Linked DNA regions of Homo sapiens: region 1 is linked to region 2. A link is an interaction called in ENCODE POLR2A ChIA-PET data of the cell type or tissue named here. Cell type or tissue: MCF 10A. All regions are shown on one strand.

Region 1 (5,000 bases), 100 kb after region 2:
AAATTAGCCAGGTGTGGTGGCGCATCCCTATAATCCCAGCTACTCGGGAGGCTGAAGCAGGAGAATCGCTTGAACCTGGGAGGCGGAGGTTGTGGTGAGCTGAGATCGTGCCATTGCACTCCAGCCTGGGCAACAAGAGTGAAACTCCGTCTCAAAAAAAAAAAAAAAAAAAAAAAAAAAGCAACTCTCACAGCTACAATATATCTAAACAAAAATGCTCTCCACAGGTTGGCACTCACAAGAATGTTATGTGGGAAATGATAAGAAACCCTTCTCTCTTTATAATTTAAATTTGTTCACTTAGGAAGAAATTTTTCTTTAACATTGGTCGGCATCATTTGGATATCTTTGGTATGGAAAAGACTGAATAATATATTTGGTTGTTATATGTTTTAGAACATATACTAATACAGTTAAATTTAATTGACATAAGTTGATATAAAATACTTAAATGATACCAATTCTGTCATCTAGGCTTAGATTCTTAAAAATAATTGGGCATTGCAACTGAAAACACCTATATGATAATCCTTCTGGCAAGGACACAAAGATGAGGTGGTGTGTGATTTTTATTTTTTTAAAGTTGAAAATCTAGTCCACTATGCTACATATTTTTTCACTTATCTCTTTATTGCTGTCAACAAAGATATTATTCCCATTTCTCAGACAAGGAAACTGAGATGTTTTGAGATAAGCAGCTTTCCTGAGAAATGACATTAGTTATCAAAGCCTGGCTCCAAGGCCAGGTTATTTGGATCCAAGTGCCTGACATATAATAACTTAATATTTATTGAATAAGTTATCAACTCTGAGTAACTATATGGTTAGTATAACATTCAACAAATAGTTCTAAATTATCAAATAATATGAGGAAGAAAAGCAGAGTCAAGAGAAATCTGCACATATTCCAGATCTCTCTTTCCCCCTCACCCTTCTTACTGGTTATAGGCAATGTGTTTAATATGTTCTTTTCCCTCTTCTGCCCTCCACCAGAGGGTGCTCATAAGCAACTAAATGGCATAAAGCTGTAGTGATAGGAACTGTGAAAGAAGGGCTATTTTAATTCACAGTGTGGATTATTGGCCTCTGTGAAAAAAAAAAAAAGTTGACTTTGAAACAGAGTTCTTGATTGAGCTGAAATAACTTTGGTTTAAAGTTGCCTTACAAATAACATCTTGAGCACTTACTTACCTGAGGATAGTACTTTTTTATATAGGTAAAGTTGACCATTCTCTCTAAAAAGGTATGAGGGACTATGCCATTAGACAGTGTTAGGCTGGTCTGGGTTGTATTTCTTATTGTGTAACTTAATGCTCTTCAGAAGTATTTTAATGACGTAAAATACTTCAGAACCTCTTCTAGTGTACTCACTAAAATCAATAAGTAATGAAGTACAAGAATATTGATGTCTGTGTTTAGTTATAAAAGCATATCCATTTAGAAATTGTGCTAATTCTGTTACAGTGAGCAGCTCTTTATCTCGCTATGACATAATCTGGTTTTAGGGGATGAAATGCCCTAGAAGATTAAAAAAACAAACAAACAAAAAAACCTTTTATATTGAGCAACCTCTGTTTGATAGCCAAAATCTCAAGATAATGTTGGGACAGTATAAGGAAGCATAAAAGTGGGTAATTATAATGTGGAAAATAGCATCAGGTGATTCTCCTTGATTTTGAGAGTCCCACCAGATTAAATGAAAGAAACCAAAAAAGTAAGTCAGGAGCATTTAAAATTACTATATATATTTCCAAAAGCTTTTAAAAAGAAAATATGAGATAATTAAATCAAGATATTTGTTAGTATTTTACAATTAACTGTAACATCTTTAAAAAACACATAGCTGGCTGGGTGTGGTGGCTCACACCTGTAATCCCAGCACTTTGAGAGGCCAAAAGGGGGAGCCCAGGAGCTCAAGACCAGCCTGGGCAACATGATGAGACTCCATCTCTACAAAAAATAAGGAGACCCTCATTTCTACAAAAAATTAAAGAATTAGCTGGGCATGGCAGCATGCACCTGCAGACTCAGCCACACAGGAGGCTGAGGTGGGAGGATTGCTTGATGCTGGGAGATCGAGGTGGCAGTCGGCCGTGATTGTACCACTGCACTCCAGTCTGGGTAACAAAGCAAGACTGTCTCAAAAAACAAAAAAAGAAGAAAAAGAAAAACCGAGATTAGGAGTCAAGAAGAGAACATGCTTGTGCTATCATTAAGCAGATGTGAGACTTGGGACAAACACTTTACCTCTCTATACCTCAGTTTCTTTTCCTGTTAAGTGAGAGGATTAGACCCTTATCTTGTGAGGAGAAACTGCCTTTCATTTGGAATCTGTTGGGGATGGTGGGATCACTGATAGAAGTTTAAGAGAAGGCTGCTGATACCTTCTCTCTGGAAATTCTTATTACTAGCTTGGAATGGGGCAAGGGAGATGCTGAGTGGTGGAAGATATGGCAGTAGCACTTGACTCAGCTAAGGCTTCAAGATCTCCTGGTTGGGATACAAGCAACTGATGAATTCTGAGGACTCTTCCAAATCTAGTATCTTGTGTGTAAAATGAAGCCATGTATAGCAGCCATCCTTGTTTCTTCCAGCTCCGGTTGCTTACATGGTAGTGTTTGTGTTTATGTACATAGCAAAAAGCCTGAGAACTTGTAACTGTTGGTGTTTATTTCATTAAACTTTACCAACTTGCCAAATCAATTGAGGACTATAACGCAGCAAGGCCAGGCAGAGAACACAGTTTTTTGAGCTATTTACACAGGAGTTTTGTTGATAATTGATCTTGACCTGCACATGTCTTTTAATATTCTGTTGGTTCCAGAATATTATTAGTCACTTCCTTTTTAACAGTGTGCTTTTTTATGAGGTGACTAAACTGCTGTTTAACCCTGCTACAAGAATGTGGCAGTGGGCTAGTCCAGACAAGTGCATGTACACTTGGTAACTAGCATTCTTGATAAGCTTGCTTCAACCTGCCACAAATTAAAGCTCTGTGTGACTTTTCTAGCACATAAGTGACAAAAAAAATGGCTGGGGGAAGGGCAGAAGAAACCTCGGATTGTGAATAAAAATAAGCTTTTTAGAGTTGCGCTTTGGTTGGCAGTAAATGAAATTTTAGCCTCATGACTCAGTTCGGTTTAAAACTACCTCAGTAATCTATTTAGCTGAACAGTAAGCATCTGAAAATTTAAAAGGGGTATTCTAGAAGTCATCTTCAGGACTCCTTACTATAAAAAACCTTATCTACGTTGGAAATGTGATGTAATAGAAAACTCCATGGCTTTTGGAGTTAAATCTGGTTTGCCATCTGGTACCTGATTTATCTTGGACAGGTTACTCCACTACTCTAAGGTTGTTTTATGATTTGTACAATCACGATAGTCTTTAATTTACAGAGTTGTCATGTATGGTAGACATATGTTAAGCACTTACTATGTAGTTTCTGACTAATGGATGGTATCTAGGAGTAGCTGTTTTAATTAAGCCAAAGAAAGTAATTACTGGTTATCAGATAGTAAGACAAGATATCTTAGAGCCTTAATAGTTGTTCGATTGGATACTTTTTAAATGGTTGTGAGATAAAGTGCCTGAGTTTTAATTTTGGTTCACCAGTCAGTACCTGTTTGACTTTGGGCAACCTTCTTATTCTGTGTGAGATTTAGTAACCTCATCTCTAAAGTGGGGATTATAATCCTTACCTGGCAGAGTTATTGTGAGAATTAAGTGGGGTAGTGCGTGTAAAGCACTTTGTGTAATAACAATACATACTGAGCTCTTAATAGTAGCAGTTATTATACAACTGCTTTTTAAAATACGGAATGGTTTCATGGGTGTATGTATATATATGTCAAAAAGCAATACTTTAGGCTGGGTGAGGTGGCTCCTATCTGTAATCCCAGCATTTTGGGAAGCCGAGGCGGGCAGATCACTTGAGGTGAGGAGTTCAAGATCAGCCTGGGCAACATGATGAAACCCCATCTCTACAAAAATACAAAAATTAGCCGGACTTGGTGGCATGCACCTGTAGTCCCAGGTACTCAGGAGGCTGAGGCAGGAGAATCGTTTGAACCTGGGAGACGGAGGTTGCAGTGAGCTGAGATCACACCACTGCACTCCAGCCTGGGTGGCAGAGTGAGACTCTGTCTCAAAAAAAAAAAAAAAAAGCAATACTTTATATGAGGATATAAATGCATATATTAATAGCACTGAATACTGCCTTATTGAAGTATAATTGACCTGTAATAAACCATACATTTTTTAAGTGTACAGTTGGATACATCTTGACATACAAATACACAGATTAAAAAGATCATCAGTGCAGTGTAGTCAGTGCTAATATCCGGTAGCATTCCCAAATCTGGATGAAATTACATCAGTGTCTTGTGAGGACGATGACAAGCTTGAGATATGGTTTTTAAAAAATGTCTCATATTAATTGTTCTTCTTAAAACACAAGAGAATTGTATTTTACAAACTGAGTGAATAAAAGATAAAAACAGTAAAGCTGTAGTTTGAATCTCGTTCACTTGTGTTACTGGGTGTGTCACATGCAGAGCAAGGAGTCTGCAGGTGACATAACCAAATCTCCTTAGTGATGTATGAAGATCATAGCCCATTAGGGCTAGAAGGGATCTGAGAGGCCATTTAGTTGGTCGTACCTATATTTTACAAAAGGAGATGTTAAGACTCTTGGTTACTGACCCAAGGTCCCATAACAGGTTTTATAGCTTCCAATACTCTTAAAATGTCTTATTCTTTGTCATTTATAATTAGAAAAAAAGACAGACTGCAAGCATGTATTTGGGGAGGGTTAAAATTTGGCTATAAAATAAAAAATACTTTGAAGAACTAATTCATATGTATATGAATATATGTATATATGAATATATGTATACATATGAATATATATGTGTATATATGAATATATGTGTGTATATGAATATATATAGTGTGTGTGTGTATATATATATATATGAATATATATGTATTGTTTGAGA
Region 2 (5,000 bases):
TTTTTACATAACAATTGAAGTTCTGTAGATTTCAATATCTTCTGAATTTTGACTGAAATCAGATTCATGAATATAAATAATAGTTTCATACTTCTGTTATTCTAGAACAGCTGTTTCACTTGGAATTGAACCAGAGTCTTTGAATATACATTTTAGTAGCATATTTGGAGTTGATATAATTGACAGCTTTGTTGGAGGAGATACGTATGCAGATATTATGAATTAGCCTATGACTTGTAGAAAATTCTTAAGTATACAAAGCATTTAGACTTGAAATTTAAAAACACCTTGGTAGAGAAAGAGTTAACAGGTTAGCTCCCCTTGGTTGTTCTCAGTGTGTTCTCTTGCCTTTAGGAGCTGAAAATATGATAACATTGGGCCCAGACATGCCTGTGTGGAGGTTAGGGTACTCCTGGGGTTTTTGCAGCTAGCTGTAAAGCAAGCTAGAACTTGTTCATCTCTGAGTTCCTTGTTTTTCTTTCAACCCTTTCAGTGCCCTGCAGGAGTCATTAAATCAAAACTTCATGCTGATCATCACCCACCGAGAAGTCCAGCGGGAGTACAACCTGAACTTCTCAGGAAGCAGTACTATTCAAGAGGTGAGTTATGTCTCACAGCTAAGAAATAAAGGTAGCTCATTATAGCTAATGTTGACCCTGTTAAAGAGGGCTTATCTGTTCTGGTTGGAAATTCTCTTTATGTTTCATTATTGGGTTCTTAAATTTTAATTAACTGGAGCATCAATGATTACTGTAGATATACTAAATGACTTGACCTAGAAAGATGTAAATGGGAACTCTTGATAATTTTTAAACTAGTCAACTTGAAACGCTGCTTAAAAATAACTGATTATTATGTAATATATTTCATGGTTTTATAGTCATTATTCAAAATACTATGGAAATTGTTGACAACATTCATTTTGGAGGATGCTTATATTTTATTTGAAAGGTTGCTCTCAAATAATTATTTATATTGTGTACTCTGCCTGTTTCTAAAAGGAATTTGAGGGGACTTTTCTTAAGCAGCTCCATCCTGCCCTTGGGCAGTATGCCTAAGATGCTGTTGGAGACTATCTTTTAGCTTAGAATATGAGAAGAGTCTATTTATAGTGTCAGTATTTTCTTCAACACGACCAACCAGGGCCACTGTTTCAAAAGAGAACCTCCCCCAAGAGAGAAGAGGTACCTTGTTGGTATGCCTTGGGCCCCAGCCACCTAAAAGCTAGTAATTCTATCTTCATGGAGGGTGGGGGGAACATTTAAGGCTATGACAGGACTTATGTTTAGAAACATTGAAATGATGACTATGTTGCATTACACCTTATAAGTTATGAAAGCAACAGTCATTTGTCTACTAATTTTTCTAAAGAGAATTAATCATGCTTAATCTTGGATTATTTTATAATGTTTTTCTTAGACTACATTTCTTAAAATAATCACTTAATGTCATTTTGAAAGAACCAGTTTTCACCCTAGTGTTTTCTTTCAGAAATATATGAACTGTTTCTGTAGACTATTAATGGTTTCCTTTTTTATATTGTGTTAATGAATTTCAGCTTCTGAATTTGACATGAATAACTCATTGCTTTATTTTCTTCATTGATTACTTGAATAGTTTGTTGACTCTAGAAACTAAACTCTTTAAAATTTTTTTCTGATCTGATTCCTAAACTGAATTGTAGGTTTGCGTTATTTAATTTTTTTTCAGGATTTTAAATATGTATAAATTGTAATTTCATTTTCAACCTCCATAATGAGTATTTTATTCTCTAAATTAAAAAACTTAATTCCTTGAAGAATCATTTGTGTTTTTATGGTAGAAATAATGTTTTGCCGTGGCTCCATCTCCGAGTTATTATAGCATCTGAAATTTTACAGGATAGTAAAATCTAAATTGTATATGTGAATATATGAAACAAGGAAATTTAGATTTAAAATAACTTCAGTTTAACCAACATGACAAAGATAAGAGGTAAATTCATTTTATTGCTGACTTGATAATTGAAGAATAGTATAATGTATGATGAATAAATATAGTTTGCCTTTTTTTCCTTCGGGGTTGAATTTTCTAGCCATAATTTTGCTGCCACCCTCTCAACCCCCACCCCTAGTTTCTGTTATTTGAGTGTGTTTCAGCTTTCTCCCACAAGAGGGCAGAAAGGACTATTCAGCAGATAGCCTAAAAATGCTATTCAGTGTTTTCAAATTAGCTTCTCTTATATTAACAAAAAGGAGCATAATGGCCAAGTTATTGTTTGATTTACAGATAATTGGCATATTGCAGGGAGGAGACTTAATTTCACCCTTTTAAATTAAACAGGGAGATTTAAAAAGACATAAAATATTCATTAATGTTCGGTGATTATAAAGTAGTGGCATATATTTATTTTGCCTTTATTACTGTTTCGATGGGAAAATACTGCAAATATTTCCGAAATCGAGTTGGCCATACTGACAAGTTGAAATGTTTAAGCAGCGTTAATGCAATCTGCTCACACCTGATATCCTATGCAGAATGATTCAAAATGACTACATCAATTATTAAAAGAAATATTTAAAATTCTGTAAATGTGCCATTGTGTGCCACAGTTGGCTGAAACTGTTCTCCGTGGCCTGCTATGTAGATTATCAAATATATCTTAAGCTTCAAGGACTTAAAACAGTAAATCTTTTTTATACCATTTTCTAAATGTCATTTTAAAAATGTTCCAGAAATATTTTTGCAAAGACAGATATTCTTATGTATTTCTTGTCAAGAATTTGGTTTCTTCTCCTTTTTCCTTTTTTTCCCTTTAAGTTAATTTAAAATAATATTTTTAAATGCTAGTTTGCCAGGAACAAATAAATGCAGTTGCTACTTATGTCACTTGCTTCTCTGTGAGTAGACAGGTACACATAGGCTGTTTTATTCTGTACAACTTAGATAAAGGATGTGGGACCTCTCTGGGCCTAGTTCTGTGACTTTTCTGCTTCAACTTGTGCAACACCTGTGATGGAGGGGGTAGTTTCAGGTGAAGGACAAGGTGCCCTTATCTACAGCTATTCAATCCACAATGACACTTAAGTATGTACATTTTTTCTTGTTGCATGATTGGAAAGTTAGTTTGATTGCATCAAGATAAAAATATAATTGTGAAACTATTTTGTAGTTTTATTTTATAATGCTAGTATTTGTCTTTTATTAATGTGAAAGCTTAATGATACCATATGTGCTAAATTGTAAATTAATCTATCTCACCAGTTTCAGGAATTTCTTTTCAGTATTAATAGGTCCAAGAATAAATCCTGACTAATATAATTGAGGGAAAGGAAAAAATGTTCAAAACACAAAGGTTCCTGGTCATTTTTTTAGTGTATTTTATATATATATTTTTTTTAATTTTTGAAAGCCTTGCATTTTTAAAAGAAAACTTTGCACTATTTTTCACCCAGAGGGAAATTTCTATTAAATGAAACAGGATTGAAAAAGGCACTATGATTTCAACTTTTAATTAGAACAAAGTACATTTTTTTAAAATACTGAGTTAGAAAATAGAACTAAAATGCAGTTTGAATTTCAAATAAACTATTCAATGACCATATGGTCATTGCAAGTTAATGGTGATAAACCAAGAGTTGTACAAGTGTTTGTTCATTCTGGCTTTGTGGTCTGCTGCCTCACAATGCGTGACTTGTGTCCTTTAGGTGCTCTAGATTTTAATTTAAGCCAGTTAGTTATTGAGGGTTTTCATTTTGATTTTGTTTTTTTAAAACTCTGTACAAATCCTTCCAGTTACATTATCCTCCTGGTTGGGGAGAAAGCAGTGACAGTATAAAAAGGTCAGAATGGAGAGAGTTGCAAGTAGTCTTAAAGACGAAAAATCTTTTCTGTTTTCCATTATGACCAAACAGCTTGTAAAAAATATCAAAGAATGTGACAGTAACTCTGTGATAGTCTGTCTTTTCAACCTTTTTGGGTCCTAAATTAACTATTTGTCACACTTTAAAATTGTGAGTTTCCTTAAATTTAAACAGGCTTACCTTATTTTAATGAATTTTTTTTACGCTGAGAATTCAGATTTGTCAACAGTTTATTGTGCAGATTCTAGTAATTCTCACTAATACTATTAAAGATCTGTGGTTACAAATGCACTTGGGGTGGGTTAAATTAAGGGGAAAAAAGATTGATTTGCTTTCAGCAAATCCAAAACCCAGGTGTGGAAAAGGATATGAAGTCTCTGAAATCAAGCCAACTTTTCTTGGAAACTGATTCTTTGTTATCGGCCTTACTACTGCAGAAGCTTCTGTTAGGCAAAATATTGTTTTCTTTGTAGATGTCATATAAATTTAAGGAATATACACATGACCCAGAATAACAATAAGAAACCTAAGTATTTTTAGTGCAGAATTATGGAGTATTACTTATCTGTTACAACAAGAAGCATGATGAATAGCTATTGGAATTATTTAAATCCTCTTCCAAGTTTCACTTTACCTCAGAAATCTCACTGTTCTTATTATTGTTGATTTAGTTCTTAATGGCATGAAAGGGGAAAATTGGCAACCTATAAAGATATATCTTGCAGGGAGTAGTAAAACATTTCAGTACTATTACAGTTTGTACAAAGTAGTGATTAAATGGGAAGCCAATAGAGTTGAATAAGTCTCAGGAACTGAATGAACTAAATACACAGATTATACCAATCCTTAAAAATAATCTGGGCTAAATAATGATAAGGCTAACTCTGATTCTGAGCATTTGAACCTAACGTCGGATTTTGTATGTTGTGTCTATTATTCTACTTGCTACTTTCTTAACTTGCTTGACTAGCGTATATTTTGGACTATTCTCCTTTAATGCTGGTGGCCAGTAACAGTAATTAAAATATGTAGTCTTTCACAGATTGTGCTAATTATTGATGTTCTAGTAGTGGGTTGACTATAACTCCTTAACTAACATGGCCTTTCTGTAAATGTTTTAAAGTATTGGGTGTTTTTTTTGGTTTGTTTGTTTTGTTT

What was found. ChIA-PET counts read pairs that join two places held together with the same protein. Peaks named below come from ENCODE experiments on the same cell type or tissue, not always from the same donor. Only the 100,000 strongest peaks of a DNase experiment are listed, where the experiment ranks them.
Region 1: POLR2A ChIA-PET joins it to region 2 with 23 read pairs; 7 of 35 experiments call an interaction of 5 or more read pairs at or near these places.

Annotation. Positions count from the first base shown.
Region 1 is chr1:50,601,670-50,606,669 of GRCh38, reverse strand. The region is part of intron 8 of FAF1 (Fas associated factor 1); the gene reads left to right. Among named protein-coding and RNA genes, the nearest start is that of FAF1-AS1, 160 kb to the right of the region's middle. RefSeq lists an enhancer at 2,125-3,324. In MCF 10A, a CTCF peak has its summit at 1,017 (motif pointing right); DNase peaks (open chromatin) are centred at 999 and 2,919.
Region 2 is chr1:50,701,385-50,706,384 of GRCh38, reverse strand. It overlaps FAF1 (Fas associated factor 1), which reads left to right. Exons shown (of 19, transcript NM_007051.3): 7 at 494-599. Among named protein-coding and RNA genes, the nearest start is that of FAF1, 260 kb to the left of the region's middle. In MCF 10A, a CTCF peak has its summit at 2,171 (motif pointing right); a DNase peak (open chromatin) is centred at 2,134.